3 separate regions of the Homo sapiens genome follow, and regions 1 and 2 are each linked to region 3. Evidence: read pairs that join two places in POLR2A ChIA-PET (ENCODE). Cell type or tissue: MCF 10A. All regions are shown on one strand. Region 1 overlaps PTPN14 (protein tyrosine phosphatase non-receptor type 14). Region 2 overlaps PTPN14 (protein tyrosine phosphatase non-receptor type 14). Region 3 overlaps PTPN14 (protein tyrosine phosphatase non-receptor type 14).

The links. ChIA-PET counts read pairs that join two places held together with the same protein. Peaks named below come from ENCODE experiments on the same cell type or tissue, not always from the same donor. Only the 100,000 strongest peaks of a DNase experiment are listed, where the experiment ranks them.
Region 1: POLR2A ChIA-PET joins it to region 3 with 10 read pairs; 4 of 35 experiments call an interaction of 5 or more read pairs at or near these places.
Region 2: POLR2A ChIA-PET joins it to region 3 with 19 read pairs; 7 of 35 experiments call an interaction of 5 or more read pairs at or near these places.

What each region holds. Positions count from the first base shown.
Region 1 is chr1:214,377,304-214,385,303 of GRCh38, forward strand. PTPN14 (protein tyrosine phosphatase non-receptor type 14) reads right to left here. Exons shown (of 19, transcript NM_005401.5): 13 at 6,008-7,485; 14 at 656-799. Among named protein-coding and RNA genes, the nearest start is that of SMYD2, 100 kb to the left of the region's middle. RefSeq lists enhancers at 3,029-3,530, 3,531-4,030. In MCF 10A, no CTCF peak of the experiment used is centred here; no DNase peak of the experiment used is centred here.
Region 2 is chr1:214,418,936-214,426,935 of GRCh38, forward strand. All of the region lies in intron 3 of PTPN14 (protein tyrosine phosphatase non-receptor type 14), which reads right to left. It overlaps LOC124904508 (a long non-coding RNA gene), which reads left to right. Exons shown (of 3, transcript XR_007066875.1): 2 at 1-44; 3 at 419-1,037. Among named protein-coding and RNA genes, the nearest start is that of PTPN14, 130 kb to the right of the region's middle. RefSeq lists an enhancer at 616-1,178. In MCF 10A, no CTCF peak of the experiment used is centred here; DNase peaks (open chromatin) are centred at 1,596, 3,536 and 6,346.
Region 3 is chr1:214,468,938-214,476,937 of GRCh38, forward strand. All of the region lies in intron 1 of PTPN14 (protein tyrosine phosphatase non-receptor type 14), which reads right to left. Among named protein-coding and RNA genes, the nearest start is that of PTPN14, 79 kb to the right of the region's middle. In MCF 10A, no CTCF peak of the experiment used is centred here; DNase peaks (open chromatin) are centred at 3,574, 4,654 and 7,434.

The DNA of each region.
Region 1 (8,000 bases), 92 kb before region 3:
ATAAGTGGGAGCTAAATGATAAGAATTTATGAACACAAAGAAGGAAACAACAGACACTGGGGCCTACCTGAGGGTGGAGGGTGGAAGGAGGGAGAGGAGCAGAGAGGATAACCATGGGGTACTGGGCTTAATACCTGGGTGATGAAATAATACGTACAACAAACCCCTGTGACATGTGTTTACCTATGTAATAAACCTTCACATGTGCCCCCAAAACTAAAATAAAAGTTTAAAAAAATTAAAAATAAAAATAAATGCTTGGATAAAATAATCACTTCCTAAGAAGTGGCAATTGCTCACAAAAATCACAGAAATTCAGAGCTACTGCAAGTGTTTAACTTGTGCATTTTACAAAACAGGAAGTGGGCCCAAAGAAATTGAGTGACTTGACCAAGTCATACAGCATGTTAGGGGCTGATGGTTTTAGTCAACCAATGATCTGCCAACCGGACAAAGCAGGAAGACCGGAATGGAGAAACATGAGATGCTGAAAGGGACTGATTTAATGCAACACAGTTATACCTGATCTTCCTAATCTCAGATTGAAGAAAGAATGCATCACACAAATCTCAATGCTGGCATATTCGGGCAAGGAGGGTGTTTTGGGATCCTAAGACTACAGAGAATGAGTCACATTGACAAGCCTGCCACTTACCCTCTCGTCCATGGGAACCCGGGTGGCATCAACTCGATTCTCTTCCCGCCCTGAGACTCGAGCCACCGAGAGCCCATTCAATGCTGCCAACATCAGCGGCCTCTTCTGTGCCTCCAGGCCTGCCATCTTCTGCTTCTCTAGATTCTTGCGGCAAGAAAAGGCATGTGCTCATTGTTTATAATACTAGTAGAATGTTGGAATGTGTTTTAATCTCCTCAAATCTGTAACTCCCCAGCCAAGGAATGCAGACAATCACCATCAGTAGGGCAAATTCAAACACAGCCTTCCCACTATTCCCACTGGGCCCCTGGAAGCCAGTTCCTACAGGACTCCTGAGCTTTTATTCTTAATTAACTCCTTAGCTAGATAGACCAATAAATAAGAAAAAAGACTCCCTACAAATACACCCTGCCATAGGGCAAAACAAAACAAAACAAAAACAAAATAGGGTACATGCGATACACTTTAGAAAGGTAAAGATGACAGGACAAGGAAAAGAGAAACAGGGTTATATGAACCATCTAATCCAATCACAGTGACGGACCTTCTGCACAGACGGAACGGAGCAAAACTTGTAAAACAGTTTGTTGTTGATTGAGAGATCCACACACATAAACTGTAGAGGAAAATCTTCCTAAGTTTCCGTCCTGAGGGGCTAATGCTGAGGACGTTAATTCTATAATTAATCTCTGATCCTTGGAATACCTAAGGGTGTGTCATCCCCAGAATTGAGAGCTGATGTGGTTTAGCAAACTCACTAACAGCAAAGCCTGGCTGGGGTCACCTAAGATGATCCGCAGGCATCACCCTCCAGGCTTCACCCAGAGGGCCCACAGTAACAGAGACGGTGCCTCCCAACACAAATGGTGGGACATCACTGCATGCCACTGAGCTATGGGGGAACATGGACTCCGGAACTGAGCAGACCACTTAGGGAAAGGTTTTGATGTTTACACCTGGTCCTGGTTTGTGGCTTTTTGATTTCCATCCTCTCTGCCCTCACCTCTAAATTGAAATTGGATTGGGCAGGGCTGGTTTTTAGCCTCCTGCTGTGCTTCCTCAGGTCCTTGAAACTAACCGAGTATGAAAAAGCTCTCTTTATGCTCACTTCAAGCAAGCCACGAAGGGCCTTTCCTAAAATTAAGTGTGTCTTTGAAGTTAAGGGAAGAACACAGGCATTCCTCATAGAAGCAGATGAGTTTTGCAGGGTTTAGGATTTTGATTCACAATGAAGGGCAACCAATTTGCAGATTCATTTGACTGACACAGATGAAGAGCCATTGAATCCTTGGTTTCTTTTCAAGCCTTGAGAGACTTTTTTCCTTATTCTATGATGTATAAATTCACTCCCCAGGAAGAGGTCTTGACGGAGCCATCCCACAGGGTTATGAATTATTCTAATTGCGGGTGGGAGGACTGCATGACGCCCTTCCATGTGTCTCCACAATGTCACCTACAATCAGAATGAAGCCTGTGTGAGTGACACTGACAACAGGATGCCTATCCTGGTGGCAGCCGACTCATCAGACAAACCAAAGGAGTATCTCAGAGGAGGTTACTGGGAGAAAGTGAGAAAAGCACTGTGAAAGGAAAATATCTTGGGCCCCAAATCACTAAGCTAAAAGGAAAAGTCAAGCTGGGCACTGCTTGGGCAAACCTGCCTCCCATTCTATTCAAAGTCACCCCTCTGCTCACTGAGATAAATGCATATCTGATTGCCTCCTTTGGAGAGGCTAATCAGAAACAAAAGAATGCAACCATTTGCCTCTCACCTACCTGTGACGTGGAAGCCCCCTCCCTACTTCAAGTCTTCCTGCCTTTGCTTCAAGTTGTCCTGCCTTTCCAGACAGAAACAATATTGACTGATGTCTCATGTCTCCCTAAAATGTATAAAACCAAGCCATGCCCCGACCACCTTGGGCACATGTCATCAGGACCTCCTGAGGCTGTGTGACAGGTGTGTACCCTCAACCTTGGCAGAATAAACTTTCTACATTAACTGAGACCTGTCTCAGATTTTCTGGGTTTACAGTACCCAAGGACTTACCACCAAAAGATATAATATTCTTACAAATGACCCTGGTCTCTCAATTCTCGGGAACCCCCTGGGGGAAGATTCTGGATTAAAATTTTTAGGTCTTTGTTTGCTTGCTGCTAGTTTTGGGGAGAAAGAGTTTTTCTTTCTTTTTTTTTATTTCTGCCACCTCTTTCACTTGGGAATCTATTTTCACTGCTCTCCAAAGTTTTGAGAAGGCAATAGTCCTGAAAAATGGGTCCTGAGCTCCTCTCAGCAGTCCTGCTTTCTTTCCACCTGCACTGTAAGGTGACCCTAACTGGGTCTAAGACAAAAAGTAATTAACTTGTCTTTCTCGGGAAAGGATTATTACTCAGTGATAAATCAAAGTATGTCTCTTTGATCCTTCTCACTCACCCTATCAGCTTGTTACCAGAGATAAAAAAAATAATAATAATTCACAAGCTCTGATCTGTGATCAGAGGGCCTTTTCTTCTCAGTGCATCAACTTCTGGCTAGGGGACTACAAGCAGGGAAGTATCTTCAAGGAAGCAGTAGGAGCCAGAATGAGAAGCTATAAAAGCGGCGGAACCATCCATCAAACAGACAAGCAGCTCCAGGAGAGCTGCCCAGAGGGCAAATTCTCACCATACCTGCACACCCCGCCAGCCCCTGAGTTTTCTTTTGCTAAAAGTTTCTCATTGTGTTCTGATCAAGAGGGCCCTTAGAATGGCCATCACCTCTCATGAATTCCCATCAAGCTGGCAAAAGCTGCCCATAGTGAGGAGAGCAGAGAAGTATCTGACCTGTGGGGATGTTGCTTAGGCTATGGGGTGAGTTTTTGCATTAAAAACAAAACAGATGGAGACTCATCTTGGGCTCAAAGCCACTGGCATTGTCACCACCTTGCCTGGCCTCCTGGCTCACTGAAGCAGCTCCTAATCCAACTCTAAGGTCTGCCGGTGTCCTTGAGCTCCTGAGTGTAGCAGATTTGGGGGAAAAAAAAATCAACAGGGAAAATGAAGTAGAAATGGGGTAATTATTTTCTTGAACTAAAGGTTAATGGCTAAAATTTGCTAGTCATTATTACCCACATGAATGGAATGGAAAAGCATCTGGAGAAAAAACAATAGTGAAAATCTCCTTGTTCCTTTGTGATAATGCAAGGAGCTCTAAGGAGGAGACCCATGCCAAGATTTTGGCTACAGGCTATTTGTTTAATACGAGTAACAAGAGAAGAGGATGAATACAACCAAAATGAGGTTATGGGACCATGTGGACATCATTAAGTATCAAGTTGGCAGGGGAAATAGCTAAATTAAATGCTTAGACTGATAGGTTCTTGATGCTAATGTTGCTTTTAAGTGGTCTGGAAGAAGTATTGAAAAATCATTTTCTACCAATAAATTGCTTTATTCCATGCTGGGAAAGCTCTCTCCCAACAGCACCTACCCATTTCTTCCATTCCAAGCCAAAGGTTTTCTTTGCTAGAGGCAAAGGTACACCTTGCACAATTTCCTTCTAGGTTTGCAAAAAGTCATATCTGTATAAAAATCTCTTAGCACTACTCTAGTGGGGCTGGCCAGAACTGTGAGGTTGAGAATGTTCTTAAGGTTTTCCAAAAGTAACAAGGTTGCTACAGATTCAATTTCTGACCCCAGGAACTTGGCTTCCTTAAAACTTTGGGCCTTGATTGTTCTTTTCAGGTTGAATCCCAGTGATGGGTTAGGAAGACCTGGAAATGAAGGTGGCCTAATGGAATCCATCAAAGCAAATTTTAAGTTACAACTGTTTCGGAGTTCCTAAAATTAGGCTTGGCTACCTTATGGTGCAGCCATGGTGAATGAAGAGAAGTCAATCTGGCTTTGATTAGTTCTAGTTAATAGGTTTTTTTTAAAGGAGTGAAAATGTTCATGGCAAGCAGCAATGGAGATTTTTTTTTGTTTTTCTGAGACGGGGTCTTGCTCTGTCATCCAGGCTGGAGTGCAGTGGTGCCATCTCGGCTCACAGCAACCTCCGCCTTGTGGGTTCAAGTGATTCTCCTGCCTCCCTCCTGAGTAACTGGGATTACAGGTGCACGCCACCACACACGGCTAATTTTTGTATTTTTAGTACTGATGGGGTTTCACCATGTTGGTCAGGCTGGTCTTGAACTCCTGACCTTGTGATCTGCCCACCTCGGCCTCCCAAAGTGCTGGGATTACAGGCGTGAGCCACAGTGCCCAGTCGAGATTTTTTAAAGTAGCTATAATCCAAACATTTTCTCATTAGTAAGAGCAGATTCACTTCGTTGTTCTATATGTGCCTGCATAGTCCTGTTCTGACAACTTAACTGTCTCCCCAAATTGTACAATATATTTTTTTAAAGCGATGAGGTTTAGTCCTGTCATCCAGGCTGGAGTGCAGTGGCAAAATCATAGGTCACTAAAGCCTTGAATTCCTGGGCTCAAGCGATCCTCCCACCTCAGCCTCCTGATTAGCTAGGACTACAGGCTCCTGCCATCATGTCTGGCTGGTTCTTTTTTTATTATTATTTTATTTTAGAGATAAGATCTCATTATACTGCCCAGGCTGGCTTCATACTCCTGGCTTCTAGTGCTCTTCCTACCTCAGCCTCCCAAGTAGCTGGGACTACAGGTGTCCCCCACCATACCTGGCTCTGTACATATTATGAAGAAGAGCTATTCATGTCTAGTACTAGGATGGATCTTCAAGTGGTAATATGTATGTATATATGTATGTGTGTATTCACGTATGTGTGTGAATTTTTGACAGAATAAGTTCAATGGAGAATTATTTATCCAATTACTAAGTTATATATCCAATTACTATAATTTTCTTGAATCTGTGTGAAACATCTATTGAAAGAAAATCTGAATACAAAGCTAGACATATCACAGTCCAGACAATACTGGTGAGTCTTGACTTACGGATCTATACAGAAGGCGGTATAGGGATGTTGCTCTTTAATACCTAACTGGATGTGGGGGACAGCTTTCCTTCAAGAAAACAAAACACTAAAAGACACAGCAAGGTGAACTTCCCCAATACCAGCTTACCCAATTGGAAGTCTGAGCTTTGAATAAACAGCAAAATGCTGGCTGAGGCACTGGCCTCAATAACGTACCAAGTACACCTGTTAGAAGCCACAAATGAGAATGGAAGATTTATCTGAAAGGGCAAAAACTCAACATTTTGTGTAATAAAGTACTACCTTTTAAATGCTCAATGATTCCTTAAAAACCTACCACGTTCCCTGCATAAGCCCTGCCCCTTGCTCAGTGCCTGAAGCATGTGCTTTCACACTGGAAAATGCCCTGGGAGAGGAGGACACTCACCCTGATCATCATCTCTCTCTCTATAATGCTGTCTTCCAGGGAAAACATTTCAGACACAGGTCTCTCCTTCACAGGCTCTTTTTTGACCCGCTCCTTCACACTAGTCAGGTCGGGTTCCGAGATGGATGGGCCGAGAGAGGCCCCGTTGACAGCCGGCGGGTCAGTCCGAGACATGCTGATGGCCTTGGCTGGCCCATGCCTCAGCACCCTGGCTCTGGCCATGGCGGGAGGAAGGCTGGCTTGGTCCTGCCTCAGAGCCCCATTGCTCACACTCTTCCTTGGACCGGGGTACTCAGGCGGGGGCTTGTTGGGGATGCGGGCCAGGGCCGCCTGCAGCTGGGCACTGTACTCCATCTTCTCCCGGAGCATGGGGATCTGGGGCACCGATTCTGGAGCCTCCTCCTCCTCCTCCTCACTCTCGCTGCTGTGGATTAGCATAGTGGCATCAGAGAAGGTCTTCTTGTGGTGATACTGAGGGAGCTGGGGGACCTCGTGGCTGCCTGACCCCTCCTCGGGCGGTCCCTGCTCCCGGAGCGTGTTGCGGCGAGCCATGGGGAGGTGGAGCGACTTGAGCGTCATGGCCTCCATGCCCCGCACCATGCTGTTCATCACCTCCAGGCTGTGGCGCTTGTTCACAGTGCCGTGGTGCTTGGTGGCCGTGAGGGGCTCGCTCACCTCCTGGAGAGACTGATGAACCACCGGAGAGCTGTCCTCTTGGAAGGTCTTCACCGAGAGCTGCACCTTCCGGGTCACCAGGTCCGGGCTGCTGCCGCTGACGTACTTGTGGCGGTGGCTGGCCAGGTCTGGGGTGCTGGTGGCAGGTCGTGGCCGTGGGTAGGGGGGCGGTGGCCTGAAGAGATAGTTCTTAAGCATGTGGGCCGTGCTGTAGTTATGGCTGCCCTGCAGCTGCATGTTGGCCAGCTCTGGGGTGCTCACCGTGTGCGAGATGGCGCTTGCCCCCGGCTTGCTTGGTACCACATTATTCTTTGGGTTCCTCTGGTCAGATGGACTGACAAGTTTGTTGCTGTAGACCCCCTGTGGCCCATAAGGGACAGTGTAGGGGTGCCTCTCCCGCATCTCCGGTTGGCTGTACACCAGATCCTCTGGCTGGTTGTAGGCATGGGTGTTGATAATGTTGAGGTTTCTCAGAGACTGGCTCTGGCTGTCTGTATGCAGGATCCCCCTCTTCATCTGGCGCATGACTGTCTCATAATCGGGGGTTGGCCTGTACGAGGGCACGATGATCGCGCTGTGCCGGTGGCTCGGGATGTAGTCGGCCCGCATGATGTCACTCCCAGGGATACTGAGGTTGGAGGATACAGGGGAGGCCTGGATGAAACTTTGCGAGCAGTTGAGGGAGTTGACGCTGTGAACGCTACACACGCTGCCATTGGTGACAGTGCCATTTAAATAATTTAAGTCCAGGCTGTTGTGAGAGTTGCAATACAAGGCTTCTTCATTCCCATGAAAAATGCTGTCTACAAGAAGTCAAACAAAGGCACGTGAACCTCCAAGCCATCCTGCCACAACAAAGTACATCCTCATACTCATGAGGTGACTTTTAATTTAAACAAATCATAAAAAGTGAAATCCCATGGTCTCCACCCACATGTTCTATAGAATAACAGATACTATCTTGGATGAAATGCCAACATACAGAAAGAACACCTTAAGACATACTGAAAAGAAAAAGGGAACCTAATGGAAGAAGGCATGCACACATTTGGAGTAAGTGTCGCTTGAGGAAGTTCTCAATTTTGCCATAAGCTTTGAAATCAGGCACCAACAACAGCCCTCCAGTTGGGGAGGCCTGTCCTCTTGTGCAGGGCTCGGCAATAGGACTGAATATTTAGACAAGACAGTCAAGAACTTTAATAGGGCAATAGATTTCAATTACTAAGTGCTCAGAGCTGCTCTTCCTGACGGCAATGGAAAAAGCCCCTTCACCCAGGGGACTGCAGGGCATTCTAAAGACACAAAACAAATGATGTAG
Region 2 (8,000 bases), 50 kb before region 3:
ATTGTAGGCTCCCATCTGGAAGGAGTGGCTATGTCCAACAGCAGGTACAAACTGGGCCCTTATGTGTATATATTTCTAAATGCAGATTTTTAAAAAGTAAAATGCAATTCATCGTCAGTATCACACACAGGCGTTTACTTGTTTGCACTGAGCAGCTTCTATATTATCGATCATAAAAAATGTTATCCAAATTTAATAGCACATATCAACTATTCATTACTCCTTCTCCCCCTACTCTCAAGGAGGTCTGAGTAAGAAAGAAAACTTTCTTTCCTAATTTGAAAAACAGGTTAGTGAAAGCACTCTGTAAGCTGTAACTACCAACCTGCAGAATCATTATCATCACACACGGCTCCTGGTCTGCTCTTCCCTCCTCTAGAGTTCAAATTTAGTTAAACCAACTTATCTCTCCCCATAGGCACGGTCAGTAGGGATGTGACAATTTGGAGAGAGGGGCCATCCTTAAATTCCTCACTTTTTGAAGCCTTTCCATAAAACTACTGGAGTGGAGGACCAGACCAGGACCCGGAAAGACAAATTGTCCTGTCACTGTTATGAAGAGCAGGGTAAGACTTAAAATGTGCTTTCCTCACTAGAAAACTTTCTTCATAACTAGCAATATCAGAGGAATCTTGCTAGAATGTACTGGAACCCAGTTCTCCCAAGTGCAGCATGTACCAAAGTGCCAGACAGCATTGGTTTCTGGCTGATGTTATATTCTGCAAATGGAAACGTTTCTCTACTATAAAAGACAAAAAAAAGAGGGAAAAGAGACAAGTAGTCCTAGAGTCCTGGGGTACAGGAGAGCAAAGGGGAATAATTTAAAATCTTAGATTGACAGAGATACCCATAGGAAGGAACCAACACATTCCATCCATTCCAGCGGGTGTTCACAGCTGTAAATCCAGATAAAGGACAGGGTGGCCCATGCTGTTCTCTGTCTGCCAGGACCAGATAAATACTATGTATGCAGGCATGCAACCAGATAAACCTGAATGCCTCCCTCCCTCCATCCCTCTATCCTCAAAACTCTTGAGAAGAATTTCAGTTTATGACTATTAAAGTCTAATAATGCGTTTGGTACCTGACCCATGCACTATCTAAAAGCTTTTACATTTAATGACTGTTCAAGTTGACAGTCAATTAAAAGTCTGCACTGTCTAACAAACTACAAAGCGAATACTCCTGCAACTATGCAAAACTGAAATAACCCCATAGGGAGGGGGAAAACACAAACAAACAAAAGGAAAAGCTACAACTAAAACTCTAGCAAAGATACCCTTAAAAGGGAAAGTTTTTCTTCTAGGCTTTTTCATACTATAAGCTAATACATGTACATGCATGAGAAGAAAAGCATGTGCATATACCCAAACACAGACAAGATTTTCTTGGCAAACGTTCAAGTCTAGAAGTTTTCAACATTCATTGATCAATAAATACCCTATTTTGCCAGAGACACCCAACTTCTTAATAAGATTCCTTCAGTTTCAATGAGCCAAAGGATTGCAATTATTTCCTAAAAAGGATAATATTTGTTTAAATGCATACAAAGACACACACAGGCCTTAACTAGTGAAAAAAAGCCAATGATAGCAAGGTGTTGCAAAAGAGAAAGACATGCCACGACCTGATCCTTGCTTTCTGCTCTTGAACTCTTGCATTAATTATAACAAATTACAGGGAATCCAAGTACTGTTTATAAGTATAATAAATTCCCTAATAGTAGCCTATCATCTAATCAGGGGTTCTGTTTAGAAAAGAAAAACTCATTTCTGAAATACACCATACAGGGAGAGAGAATGTCCTGACACCACTTCTTTCTGTCCTATCCTATGCTATTGGGTACAGATTTCTTTATAGCAATCAATCCATAGCATTTAAAAGGGCCCGACATGGTTCCCTGCTGAGGGCTGTGATGCCCTGAATTAGGAAAACATGCCAACAGAAGTAGAAATAGTTAGCATCGAAAGAAAATACTGTGCTAAAGTGTTTGATGTTAAAATGAAATGAGTCTGTTTTGATCTGTCTTAAAAATCTCCAATGACTTGGGAAAGTTTTTCAGTTCCTTCAGAAGTTAAACATACAATTATCACATGATTCAGCAATTATGCTCCTCAGTATATAGCCACACAAACTGAGAACACATGTTCACACCAAAACTGATACATGAATGGCAATGTTATTCACAACAGCCAAAAAGAGGAAACAACCCAAAAGTCTAACACCTGATGGATGGATAAACAAAATGCGGTCTCTTCAAACAATGGAATATTATTCAGCCATAAAAAGAATGATATATTGATACATGCTGTAACATGGATGAACTCTGAGGCATTATGCTAAGTAAAAGATGCCAGACACAAAGAGTCACATCTGTGTGATTCCATTCATAAGAAATGTCCAGAATAGGCAAATTCATAGAGACAGAAAATAGACGAATGGTTGCCAGAGGTTGAGGGAAGAAGAGGCTGAGGAATGCCTGCTAACATTTTGAAATTAGACAGTGACAGTGGCTGCACAACTTTGTTAAAACACTAAAAGTCACTGAATTGTATACTTTAAAGTGGTTAAAATGATGGATTTACTCAGCACCATAAGAAAGGGTGAGGAGAAAAAAAAAATTTAATGGTGAATTTACATTATGTGGATTTTAGCTCAAAAAAATCAGAACAAAACACCCAATGATCCTAATCAGGAAAAAATCCAAACTCTTGACACAATACACCAGGCTCTTCACGATCCAGTCAAAACTATTTTTTTTTCCAACTTCATATCTCACCACACACCCCATACCTGAGCTGTCGTAAGTGTGCGGTGCTCCCCAATAGTTGCCATGTTCTTTCCTGCCTCCTCGCCATTTCCTTGGTCTAACCACCCTTGCCTATCCTCCATTTGCCCAATCATCTGTCCATGCTCCAAGGCTCAGAGGAAATGTATCTCCTCTCCAAAAGCTTCCCAAACCCTCTCAACAAGTTAGTGAACCCTTTCACATCCGCCACTATACTTCCCCCAGGCCTCTCCTGCACTGGCACCAGCGCCTCCCCAACTCTGTCGTGATCAGTACCTGGCACTAAGTAGAAGCTCAATAAACATTTCTGAGTAGATGAAATACTGACAGAGAGACAAAGACAGAAGAAAGGAGGGAGAAAGGGAGGAAGATTAATCACCTCCTAGCAAAGCTATTAGATGTTATTTCTATAATATGAAAGAGCGCCTAAAAATTCTAGAAATGGAACTCATCACACATCAAGCAGGAAGTCTTGGGAAACTTGTCTTTATGCAAAGAGCAAAACTACTCATTCAGTGTGAAATGTTTATTTATTTTTAAATGACTTAAACTGATCTCTGAGCCACCATGCAGCAAAGAAAGAACTCAAGGATGAATCACAGTCAGGGACCAACAGCATTAAACCAGGTGGGCAAAAGGAGCACAGATCAGGGAACACCAATGCTCCATGCTAACCGGCCAACCAAAACTACTCCTCTAAATTGCAGCTGTCAACTACGGAGCCTCATCCCTCTTACACTAGCAATAAATATGTCTTGACTCATCAGCTCAAAATACATATCTGCCTGCCCTGAAAATCGTGTGTTCATAATATTACCTACAACTCACTGTGGGAAAAGGGAACTCAAATTATATCTGGAAGCCGGGTGAGTCAATTGCCCAAAGATCTGTCTTCCTGGTAAACGGCCACGTTCCCGGCTAAGGATTCTGCATAACATCCTTGAAGCTTTGGTGAGCTACCAGGCGGAAATACAGTGCTGTTATTACTGATATGCCTGGTCTGAAGGATAAAATACATAAAAATCAACAAATGAAAGGCAAGAAGATCATCTCTGTGAATGGGCACAAGTTCTTCCCTAGAATCCCTAATTAAAGGTAGTCCCTACCTTTTCACAGGTAAGCAACTGCTAAAAGATGTCAACTCTCTGTCGATGAAGTAATGTCCCAGAAATGAGTAGGAAAACTATGTGCTTAATAAATGTCTGATGAACGAATGAGGCAATGGAAGTAAATACTTAATTCTATATCCCTCGAGACTATGACAAAAATGGAAAGAATAGAATTTCCTGCCAAAAGCAGAGGCTCATGTCTGTCATCTCAGCACTTTGAGGGGCTGAGGTGAGGAGATCGCTTCAGCCCAGACCAGCCTGGGCAACATGGCAAAACCCAAAAGAAACAAAAAAGGAAAGGGAAGAGGGAAAGGGGGGAGGGAGGGGAAGGAAAGTCAGCCAAACTAGCTGGACGTGATGGCATGCACCTATTGTCCCAGCTACTCAGGAGGTGGAGGTGGGAGAACCAATTGAGCCCAGGAGTTTGGAGGCTGCGGTGAGTTGTGATTGGACCACTGCATTCCAAGCTGAGCAACAGAATGAGACTGTCTCCCCGCAACACCCCCCAAAAAAGAAAGATAAGAAAAAGAAATTCCCAGCCCATGTTAAGTCATATGGCTAGGCACACTTCCGGTGACCACAGACTCTGTATGGATGGGAGTGCCATCTACATTCCTTACTCCAGCATCTCTGTCACTGTAACCATGAGCCCACTTTCCAAGTTTTGTCCCTAAGAGCCAGCCAAGCCTAACTTTAAACTTTGGTTGATGCTTTGTTTACTGGCCAGTCTAAATTTTGAAAATTTCTAATTGCTGGCTTCTAGGCTTTCGTGCTTCATCACTGCAGGTGCCCCTACTCACCCCATGCTCTCTTAATCACTGAAGGCGCATTTTCTCATATTCACAGCTTAAAAATATCTGAGTACCTGCAGGGCGTTGTGGCTCATGCCTGTAAACCCAGCACTTTGGGAGACCGAGGTGGGTGGATCATTTGAGGTCAGGAGTTCAAGACCAGCTTGGCCAACATGGTGAAACCACGTCTCTACTAAAAATACAAAAATTAGCCAGGCATGGTGGCTCACGCCTGTAATTCCAGCTACTAGGGAGGCTAAGGCAGAAAAATCGCTTGAACCTGGGAGGCGGAGGTTGTAGTAAGCAGAGTTCGCGCCACTGCACTCCAGCCTGGGTGACAGAGTGAGACTCAGTTTCAAAACAAAACAGTAACAACAAAAAATCAGAGTACTGGCCGGGCACGGTGGCTCATGCCTGTAATCCCAGCACTTTGGGAGCCTGAGGCAAGTGGATCACAAGGTCAGGAGTTCAAGACCAGCCTGGCCAAGATGGTGAAACCCCATCTCTATGAAAAATACAAAAAGTAGCTGGGTGTGGTGGCGGGCGCCTGTAATCCCAGCTACTCAGGAGGCTGAGGCAGAGAATTGCCTGAACTTGGGAGGTGGAGGTTGCAGTGAGCCGAGATTGCACCACTGCACTCCAGCCTGGGCAACAGAGTGAGACTCTATTAAAAAAAAAAAAAATCAGAGTACCACACAAGTAACCCATATTAAAAGAACGTTTGAAAACACAGACATAACAAACAAACACAAAAGCTGGATGGAATGTTTATCAGAAATAGCAAAATAGGGGCTATCTGCTCAGAAGTCAGCAATATGAGAGATAATTCGGAGATCCTGCTGGATGACTTTAATTTCCATAGCATGGACCTGTGGTGAGACAATTGAGTGGGACACCCCACTTTCTTTCTTTTTTTTTTTTTTAGACAGAGTCTTGCTCTGTTGCCCAGGCTGGAGTGCAGTGATGCAATCTTGGCTCATTGCAACCTCCATCTCCCGGGTTCAAGTGATTCTCCTGCCTCAGCCTCCCGAGTAGCTGGGACTAAAGGTGTGTGCCACCACACCTGGCTAACTTTGTTTTATTATTTTTTATTTTTGGTATTTTTAGTACAGATGCAGTTTTGCCATGTTGGCAAGGCTGGTCTTGAACTCCTGACCTCAGACGATCTCCATGCCTTGGCCTTCCAAAGTGCTGGGATTGCAGGTGTGAGACACCGTGCCCGGCCCGCCCACCCTACATTCCATGTGGCCACTATGATCCATGTTCAGCCTCTCCCCAATCACAGCAATTTAATATTAAAGATTTTATGCATTTGTAATGATAACATGCCTATCCATCTCTGTTTTTTTTTTAGTAGAGGCAGAGGTTATGCCACGTTGGCCAGGCTGGTCTCGAATTCCTGGCCTCAAGTGATCCACCTGCCTCGGCCTCCCAAAGCGCTGGGATTACAGCCATGGGCCACCAGGTCCATCCAGCCCATCAATCTCTATTTAGCACCCTACTAGCCCAGAAGTACCTTGAAGGCGGGAACCACCTCTCTCTATTCTACAATTCACAGACTCAGTAGATGATCCTAGACTTGGTAGTTGCACAAAAAGCATTATGATCATTTACTGACTCAGAGACACCCAGTGGGTAAAAAAGAATGCTTTTCTGGAAGTTAGCCACCCAAATAGGTGGCATAAAACAACACTGGACTCAGCAGAAAGAAAAAAACAAAATCACCTACACTCTAGGTATTACATAATATAAAGCCTTTCCCCAGTCAACAAATTGGAATAACTCATTCCGCCCTCTGTGTTCCCATTGATTTTGTAACTCTAACATGGTACTGATCAAACAACTTAATTATGTGCATCTATTTTGCCTCCTTTGCTGTTTTATAAGACTGCCTTGTTCATGTCTGTATTTCCCCCAACAGACCGCCTTACTATGCATTCACATTAAAGCAGGATATTATTATGGCCACATATTTAAAAGACAGTCAATTACATACTGGCTGAAAGAAACTTTACGTTGTTCCTAGTGTACTATGAAAAAAATAATAAAAACACACCACATGTCTATCAAAAGCTTTGGAAGAACTGAATTCTCCACAATTGGAATTTTTATCAATTTCTCTAGATATTAAGAAATCAGAGCCTTCAAATAGTTATTAACAATGATAGCCCTTTGCATTTGCGCAGTTGTTTTCCAAGAATTGTCATGTATAATATTTCCTGTCATTTAATATTCGCAACAACCCTGCAAGATAGCCACTATCCCATTTATCCACGGGGAAACGGAGGCTCCCAGGGGGTAGGTGACTTGCCAAGTCTTCTGATTTTACAGTCAAGTGCTCTTTTATTACAACATTGTGCCTGTGTAGTAGGTTAGTCTATAGTTTCTACAATCTGGAGCATAAATCGCAAAAAAAAAAAAAAAAAAAAAAAAAAGGAAGGAAGAAGAGAAAAAAACTACAGAAGGCTATAAACAGATCACAACATGAATCCATTGACAACATAATGAATTTTTAATGTTAGAAATGAATAATTTTCTTTTGCAGAATCTTCAAAGCAGCTGAAGACATCAAATGTGGCAACAACTGCCAGAGATAAAATACCAAACCAGCAAACATCTCACTGCCCAAGAATCTAGTATCTTCCTATGCTGTGATTTCTGCCAAAATCATGCTTGATATTTTCAAGCATGGAAATGTCTCTCTACAATTCTTCCTTTCAAACCCTTCTTGAGGCTCTAGGATTAAAGGAGGAGATACTTCATTTGTTAAATGCAATTTAAAAATCATTTTGAACATCCTTTCTTCTTTTAGAGTTTTAGTTTTCTAATTGCCTTAGTTTCTACAAGACCATCTTTTATAACTCTTGACACATAGTAAACTTTAAGTTAGAAACTGTAACTTCCTAGAGAAAAAAAAAAATGATGGCCAAAGTGACAAGTAACTACACATAAATATAGGAAACCTTTTGTTTAGGACATGGGTAGAGGGATGGAGGATTGCCAAGCAGAGAACTATAATTCCCAAATCAGAGAAATTCTTCAATTCTTTCATTTCATGAAAGAAGGCTGCTACAAACACACTCCTCCTTTTCATCCTAGACTTAAGAACTTAAAACTCTCTCATTAGAAACCAGAATAGGAGCGCATTAAATGTCTCTTTAGGAACCAAAAATTCAGGGGCGTGAAGCCCAGGGAAGATGCCAGTGTGGGGCAGTCAGTGGCTGTACGGGGCACACCCTGCGGGCATCAGGCCATATTCAAAGGAGAGCACTCTCCAGAAGAGAAGTACTAAGTAGGTATTCAAATTCTCTC
Region 3 (8,000 bases):
TTGACACTAAACTTCCTCAGAGCTAGAAACACATTTTTTTCACCTCTAACACACACATCATTTACCTACATTAAAAGCTCATGACATTTTCACCCAGAATTTGCACAGCCACAGAGCCATGCTTCTGGAAAGAACTTTCAGGCACTCATTTAAGGCATCTCTTACCTTTAGGAAAGGCTACACCTAAATTATTCCAGGTAAACAATCTGCTTGACACTAATCTATAACAATAGGATTAGAGAAGAAGATCTCTTAGTCCCTTTCATTTCAACATTTTTATATTCTATGAATTTATCCACTACTTTTAAGCTCTCAAAAAAGCCATTGCACATATGTTAAAATTCCATCTTTTAGCCATTCACACAGGCGTAGAGTTCCACCTCAAACTCAGCTCCCTCCTATATTTTATGTCCAATAGGAATACCTCTGCTTTGTCATTAGAGCAGGGAGCAAAATATCCACTATAAAATGGACTTGATGTGAAATCCACTCTAAGCATCTCCTTTCTGTTAAATAGTCTGGCTCCTGGAACCTTTCCAACTTTCCCCATGTGGCTCTCTGGGGCCCCATCATATTCATTTTATCACACATACATTATAAAATCTGGAACTAAATGCCACATGCTCATAGAAAGGTCACAGGTTTAGACACTTTAGATTTTCCTAATAAAAACTGTTTTTCAAAAGAGATAAAAGTATAGAGCCCTCATTATATTTACTGTAATTTTTTTTTTTAAGAGAAAGGTCCATTAAAAATAAAAAGTCAGAGTGAGCCCTAATGGAAACTATGGACTTTGGGTGCTAGAGATGGGTCAATTTAGGTTCAATAATTGTAACCAAGGAACCACTCTAGTAGGGGGATGGTGATAGTGGGGGCGCATGGGGAAAGGCGGGGGTATGTGGGAAATCTTTAAGACTTCCTTTCAATTTTTCTGTGAACCTAAAAGTGCTCCCAAAAATCGAGTCTATTTTTAAAAAATAAACAGAAATAAGTTACTTAATATATAGTTTTATTGATCTATTCTTTAAGAACATATCTAATAAATACTACAAAGCTGCAACTCTTGCTGAGACCCATTTATAGAAATTAAAGAAACTATACATATCTGGGAGGCCAAAGTGGGAGGGTCACTTGAGTCCACGAATTCAAGAACAGCCTGGGCAAAATAGCGAGACTTTGACCCTACAAAATAAAAAATAAAAATAGCTGGACATGGTTTTGTGCACCTGTAGTCTCAGCTACTTGGGAGGCTGAGGCAGGAGGATCACTTGAGCCCAGGAATTTGAGACTGCAGTGAGCTATAATCATGCCACTGCACTCCAGCTAGGCAATACAGCAAGACTCTATTTCTAAGTAAAATATAGATCATAAAGCTAACAATGCTGACTCCTAATTTTTTTCAATACTGTGATTTTTTTCTAATTTCAAAACAATCTTCTAACCCTCTTTTTCCTAGGCGCATCTTATAAAGAAAAGTAGCCTGGGACACTATTGGGGTAATGGTTACACTAAAAGCCCAGACTTCACCATTATGCAATATAGCCACGTAAAAACACTGCACTTGGCCAGGCACGGTGACTCAGGCCTGTAATCCCAACACTTTTGGAGGCCGGGGCGAGTGGATCACTTGAGATCAGGAGTTCAGGACCAGCCTGGCCAATATGGTAAAACCCCATCGCTACTAAAAATACAAAAAATTAGCCGGGTGTGGTGGCAGATGCCCGTAATCCCAGCTACTCGGGAGGCTGAGGCAGGAGAGTCACTTGAACTCAGGAAGCAGAGGTTGCAGTGAGCCGAGATCGTGCCACTGCACTCCAGCCTGGGCAATAAGAGTGAAATTCCATCTCAAAAAAAAAAAAAAAAACTGCACTTGAGTGCCCAACCGGGCCAACATGGCGAAACCCCATCTCTACTAAAAAAAATATATATATATAAAAATTAGCCGGGCATGGTGGCAGGTGCCTGTAATCCCAGCTACTCGGGAGGCTGACACAGGAGAATCACTTGAACCTGGGAGGCAGAGGTTTCAGTGAACCAAGATCACACCACGGCACTCCAGCCTGGGTGACAAGAGCAAAATTCCATCTCAAAAAAAAAAAAAACAAAACAAAAAAACAACTACACTTGAACCCCCTAAATCTTTTTTTTTTTTTTAAAGACTTAGACTTTCACCTTTCCGTGATGAAAGTAATTTGGAATACAAAGTACAGGGGGAATGACAGGGAAAGTGCAGTAAACCCTGGACTCTTCAACTTCTAGGGTCTTTGTCTCAGTAAAGCAACTGGAAACCGAAAACTAAAGACTAAAGAAAGGGAAAAATACTCACTCGACTGAAGTTGAGCTGAGGGGTTCTAAGAACCAAGGTTTACTATTAGGGATAGGAACATGCACAAACTTTCATGCAAGTACTGGCTTTAACCAGAGAGGGGCAGAATGAATGGCAAAGTACTTATCCTCTTTTAGCCTCAGTCTACTCACTTATGAAGTTAATACATACCCTACCTATTTGTGAGAAGTAAATGAGAAAACAGTGCTAGTGAGCACTCAGAAAGTGTGGACAAGTTCCCTTCCTACTCTTCTCATAGTTTCAGAGTATGCTAGGTTTGCTCAAAGCATGGCCAAGCAGTTGTGCAAAGAGGAAATTGAGTACTTGACCTACTGTAGAGAAAGTCTTTTAAAAGGTTAAAAATGAAGGTGGGGGGTGAGGTGGCAAAGCATAGAGTTTAACATGAAGCTATGACAATCCCATGGAAAAACTGACCGAGTAGAATGCTGAATCATGCATTCTCTTAGTCCAACCACGGCTACCTGGTTATCCCACAAACTCAGACACCTGAAGCATAAAGGAGAGAATCTTAGACTAAATGTCCTCTGAAGAGCCCATCCTGGGTGGGAAGAAGATTTCTTATTCTAGCCAACAGCATGTGTATATCATCCAGTGTTGCCCATTGTTCTTTTTTTCCCCAGGGGAAATTGATATGACATTCCCTTGGTCTTATAAAATCCATGAGGCCATGTCTCTACAGCTCCTGGTGTATCACAGAGTCTCTCATCCTACAATCACTCTCAGGTGTGTCTCACCTCCCCAGTCAGAGTCCTGAAGGGAAAGACCTGTGTGGGCGTCAGCTTTGTAACCTTCTATAATCATAACATGGAGCTTTATACATGGCAGGAAGTGAAATAAATGTTTCTCATTGATATGGTTTGAATATATGTCCTCACCAAATCACATGTTGAATTGTAATCCCCGATATCAGAGGTGTTCAGGTCATAGGGGTGGATCCCTTCTGGCTTGGTGCTATCCTCAGGATACTGAGTTCTCCCGAGATCTAGTTGTTGTAAAGTCTAGCACCTCCCCTGACCCCGCTCGCTCTCTTGCCCCCTCCTCTCCTGCCATATGCGATGCCTGCTCCCCTCCTTCACCTTCCACCATGATTGAAAGCTCCCTGAGGCCCTCACCAGAAGCAGAGCAGATGCTGGTGCCATGCTTCCTGTACAGCCTGCAGAAGCATGAGCCAATTCAATCCCTTTTCTTGTAAGTTACCCAGTCTCAGGTATTTCTTCATAGCCATGCAAGAACAGACTAACACAGTCATTATGAAGAAAGAATGAATCCTGAGATCACTAGCTTTTTGACATTAAGGCAGGGCAGGAGTCTCCAGCATGACCTCAGTGACTCTTCAAATCATTTAAGGAATCTGGAACCTTAGATGGGTCTGAATTCTGGCTTCTTAAGAGAGGGTTAAGCTACAGAGAAAAGGGATGAGAGTTAAGTTATTCCACTGACTCATGCTTTTTCAGGGGAAAAAATTGAACTTGGGTTTCCAAAAGAACATTCCCACCACCCAAGTTTTCCTTTTCTAGCCCCTGATCTGTCTTATACTGGGGGTATTCTCACAGACAGAGATTGCAGATCCAGACACGTTCCTTGCAACAAATACAATGGAACTACTGAGATGATAAAAAGTGTTGTAGTGTGCCCATGCTTGCTGAAAGCAATTCGTTGAGATATTTGCTCTGTAAACATCACATCTTAAAGGTCTTTTATATAGAATAGGCTACATTGCAAGAGAACATACAGAAAACCTTCAGGCACTTCTAAAATTCACTTCTGAGTAGTCAATCAGCTTCCTAAGCTCTAAAGTGTAAGTTTCGATCTTTACCTATTAACTGTGGATTTCCAGTATTTTGTTCTCTCATTTTTAATTAAAAAAAATTTCAAAGTTAAAAACACAAAGCAAAGAAAGACAGCTTTCTCACAATTTAGAAAAGGTCATTTGGCAGAGCAAGTAAATCTTTAAATATGATGGATAAGCAGAGGAGAGATCTTTCACAAATATCAACCAAATGCAGCGTATTCCTCTTTATTGAATTACCAGCACAGTCTGTGTTTAGTCTTTTATTGAATTACCTGCACAGGCAAATGAAAGACAGAAGTTCAAATCCAAATCCTAAACATGGTCACCGCACTTTCTTTTTAGTTCCCATGCTATGCTATGTATACTTAACTCTTTATTTTTTTTCTTAAAGATAAGTTCTGAAATCACCAAAAGAAGCTAACTGCTATTCAATTGCATCCTATATTTACCAACAGTCTTTGGAATTTCTCCAGCATTCCATACTATTACAACTCCCAAGGACATCTCACAGAGCTATGTAATCTTGGTGAGGGTGTAAGAAAGGAAAAACTGATGCAACTAGTCTGTGCTGTGTATAAACCTGCATAGGGCACAGCTCAGTTTTGATAGTACTAGGTCATTTTCCTAAGGAAAGGCTAAAAGAAGGGATGAGGTGGGAGGGGATGGGAAATAAAAGAATACTAAAAATGTCTACTCTTATTTTCCTTTAAAGGAAGGCAGAAAGGAAATTAGTTTTGTGCAGTGCAAATGAGATTATTAGTTTCTTCTATCAATCAGTTTTAGAGCTGTACAGTACCCAAATCATATCCATACATCAAATTATTTTTAGCCAAGTAAAGCTTTTTCTGCAAAGTTTAAAACACAAGCCCCTGACTTTAGTTGCTAATGAAAATAACATCAACAACAAAAACTGTAAAAAGCACATTTTAAGATTCCATTATTTCCCTCCTAACTCACTTTTAGTCAGTGGTGAGATGGAAACTTGTCCTAAAACACATTTTCCATCTCTCTTACGCACTAACCACGTAAATGACCTTTCAAGCCTTTCTAAAGCTGTATGTGAAATTGGAAAACAAAGATTCCTACTGTGTTATAATTCATTACAGTAATACCTCACCTATATGAAACATGGCTACACAGCAACCTGATCTATGTAGAACACAGCCAAAAACCAAGAAATGGAGCCAAAACATCCTTTGAGCAGTTGAGTATCACCAAATCCTTAATTCCAACATCATACACTTTGCTCAGGAAACAAAAGAACACCCTCAGTTCATTTACTCTGACTTTAAGTACAGTTCTTTACAAGTTCCTTGACCTGACTTCTCAGCCCTTAACAGATTTCAAAGAGACAAGGGGCTGTCATTACAGACAAGCACATTGACATAGGATAAAAAATGGCAACAAGGGAGGTGACACGTAAATGATTAACATACACACTCCACAGCATACAAATCGGTGTCCAAAACTCCCTGTAGTAAATAGGAACAATTAAATAGTACCCAGCATAATCTGTTTAAGAAGGAAGAAAATAAATACATTTTTAAGTAAGTCCCATCCATGGTGGTTAAAAAGCCTCCATAACCCGGAAGCACTTTCCCCAAAGAGGTGGTTCTCTATCTTGTACATCTCTAACACTTTCTGTGAACTCTTGGAATAAGGGGGTGGCTTCAGCAGGCAATCTTCTAGGAGGACAAGTTAGTCTGAAAAAGCTCCCCTGGTTATTGTTTAAAAAGATCATTTCTCCACCCCCTGCTTTAAGGATTACTGTCTTGAGATTTCCAGAGAGACATGATTTTCCCACAGGAAGCAACTTAGAACATGCAGGTTTTCATTTTTGACCTTAGCGAAACTTTCCTCTGAAGGCATTCTAAGTACATCTTGAATACTTATGGATAAAATAATGTTGTCTGGGATTTGCTTAAAAAATCACGAGGGTTTGGGAACTGAGTAGGGCTGCAGATGAGGCACCACTATGAGTTGACAGTTCTTGAAGGTGGGAGACAGGTATGTCAGGGGTCTCACCATTCTCTACAGCTTTGTATGTGCCTAAAATTTCCATAATAATAAGCTGGAGCTTGTAAAACAAAAAAATTTACTAAATGATACTTTTTAAAGTAACCTGGTAAAACAGATAACAGTGCTCACTAAAAAGGGTCAGAATTTTCCCTCCAAACTAACTCCTTTGTCCTTCCAAAACAGAACTTGGATTTCACTAGATAAAACCAAAAGCAATAGTTTTTCCCTTCCTTATTAAAAGGCAGTAGGAAAAATTCTTTCTGTAAGTAAAATGACAAGTTCTTTAAAATATAAAGAACCATCAATTGGGCATAAAATAAAGGACTCTTCCTGGTCCAGCTTGCATAATCAATTCCATCAGAAGAATACCTGACTCTGGTTTACTCTCAAATGAGCTTTGTCTAGTCACGCCAGGAATGCTTTGTTGTAAGACACCCCACCCTTCTTTGGGAGATGTGCATTCTGCAACTCTTCAATTCCACTTCTTTTTGCTGTCAGTATCTATATCCACAATGATGTATGTCCTGGAATGTCAGAGCTTATTACACCTAAAAATCAGAATGGGAAATTCCCCATAATCAGCACCGCCATTTGTGAAGCAGACACATTGATGGGGGCACTCTGCTGAGCACAATCTCAACACCCCTACGACAACAGGGCTTCTCTTACTATATCACCCCATTTTACACACTAAGGACTGAGGCTAAAGAGAGGAAATAACTTCCCCCCACGATCACTCAGTGACTAAAGACAATCAAGTTCAAACCCAGAGCTCCATCTGAACCCATGTTCTTACCCAATGAACCATGCTGATATGACGCAGAAAGAGGGTTATCAGCTATGACCTTATGATATAAAAGTAACAATGACAATAGCAAGCACCCACATTCTACAAAAAACAACTATGACATACCATCAGCAGTTTATCTTTGCTCACCCACAGCGGACATTACTCAGACATGGTGGAGGGGGCCCTGAGGCTGGGACCCAATTTCAGCCCAAGGAAGCTCTATCCAGAAGGCATGGTGGCAGAATCAGGGTCCCATCCCAGCCATAGCACCCTGCCAGAGCCTCTTACCTAGATGGCCTATTCTACTGTACCACTGTGTTGTGGAATGAGAGAACCTGAGCATGTCGCATAGAACCTCTTCAAAAACCAATTTGAAAAACACAATCACAAAAGCAAATGGAAAGGTTTTCCAGCCAGGGCAGATGACTCACTCATCAAATCAAAAGAAACTCACTGAGGATAAACATACCTTGAGCTTGCTTCGCTCTTTTCCGGAGAGGTGCGCCCTGCAGGGACAGAAGTAGCCAAGAAAGAAGGGCTCTCCTGGAGAGACAGTTGTTGCTTGTGACCTCCCTCAGCAAAGCTTTCCACACCTTCCTTTCCCCCGTTTCCTTCCTCCCATGCCTGAGTGAGTTCCCTCAACTTCTCTCCCATGTCCAGGGTGTCACTTCCTATCCAAACAGTGAGCAGCAGCTAAGCCACTCTGCCAGCTCTCTCCATCTGGGTCTGAGCATCCAGCACTGAGCTTCCCTGGGAATGTCGCCTCATTCACCAGTTTCTCCAGCCCCACCAGCAAGCCTCACCCAGAAGCAGTCATTTCCATGCCTAAGCCACTTACACACTGCATAACCATGGGTCCGAAGCTGGCTCGCTCCCTGCATTTCTAACATGGGGATGAAAACAGTCCCCACCACCTAGAGTTGTTGGGAGGGTTATGAGTTAATAATCTATAAATTCCTGGCACATGGTAAGCATTGGTTATGTGTTTGCTATCACCGCCATTATTATCCTTGCTACTTCACGGAATACTGCAGGAAACCCAAGGAAACACA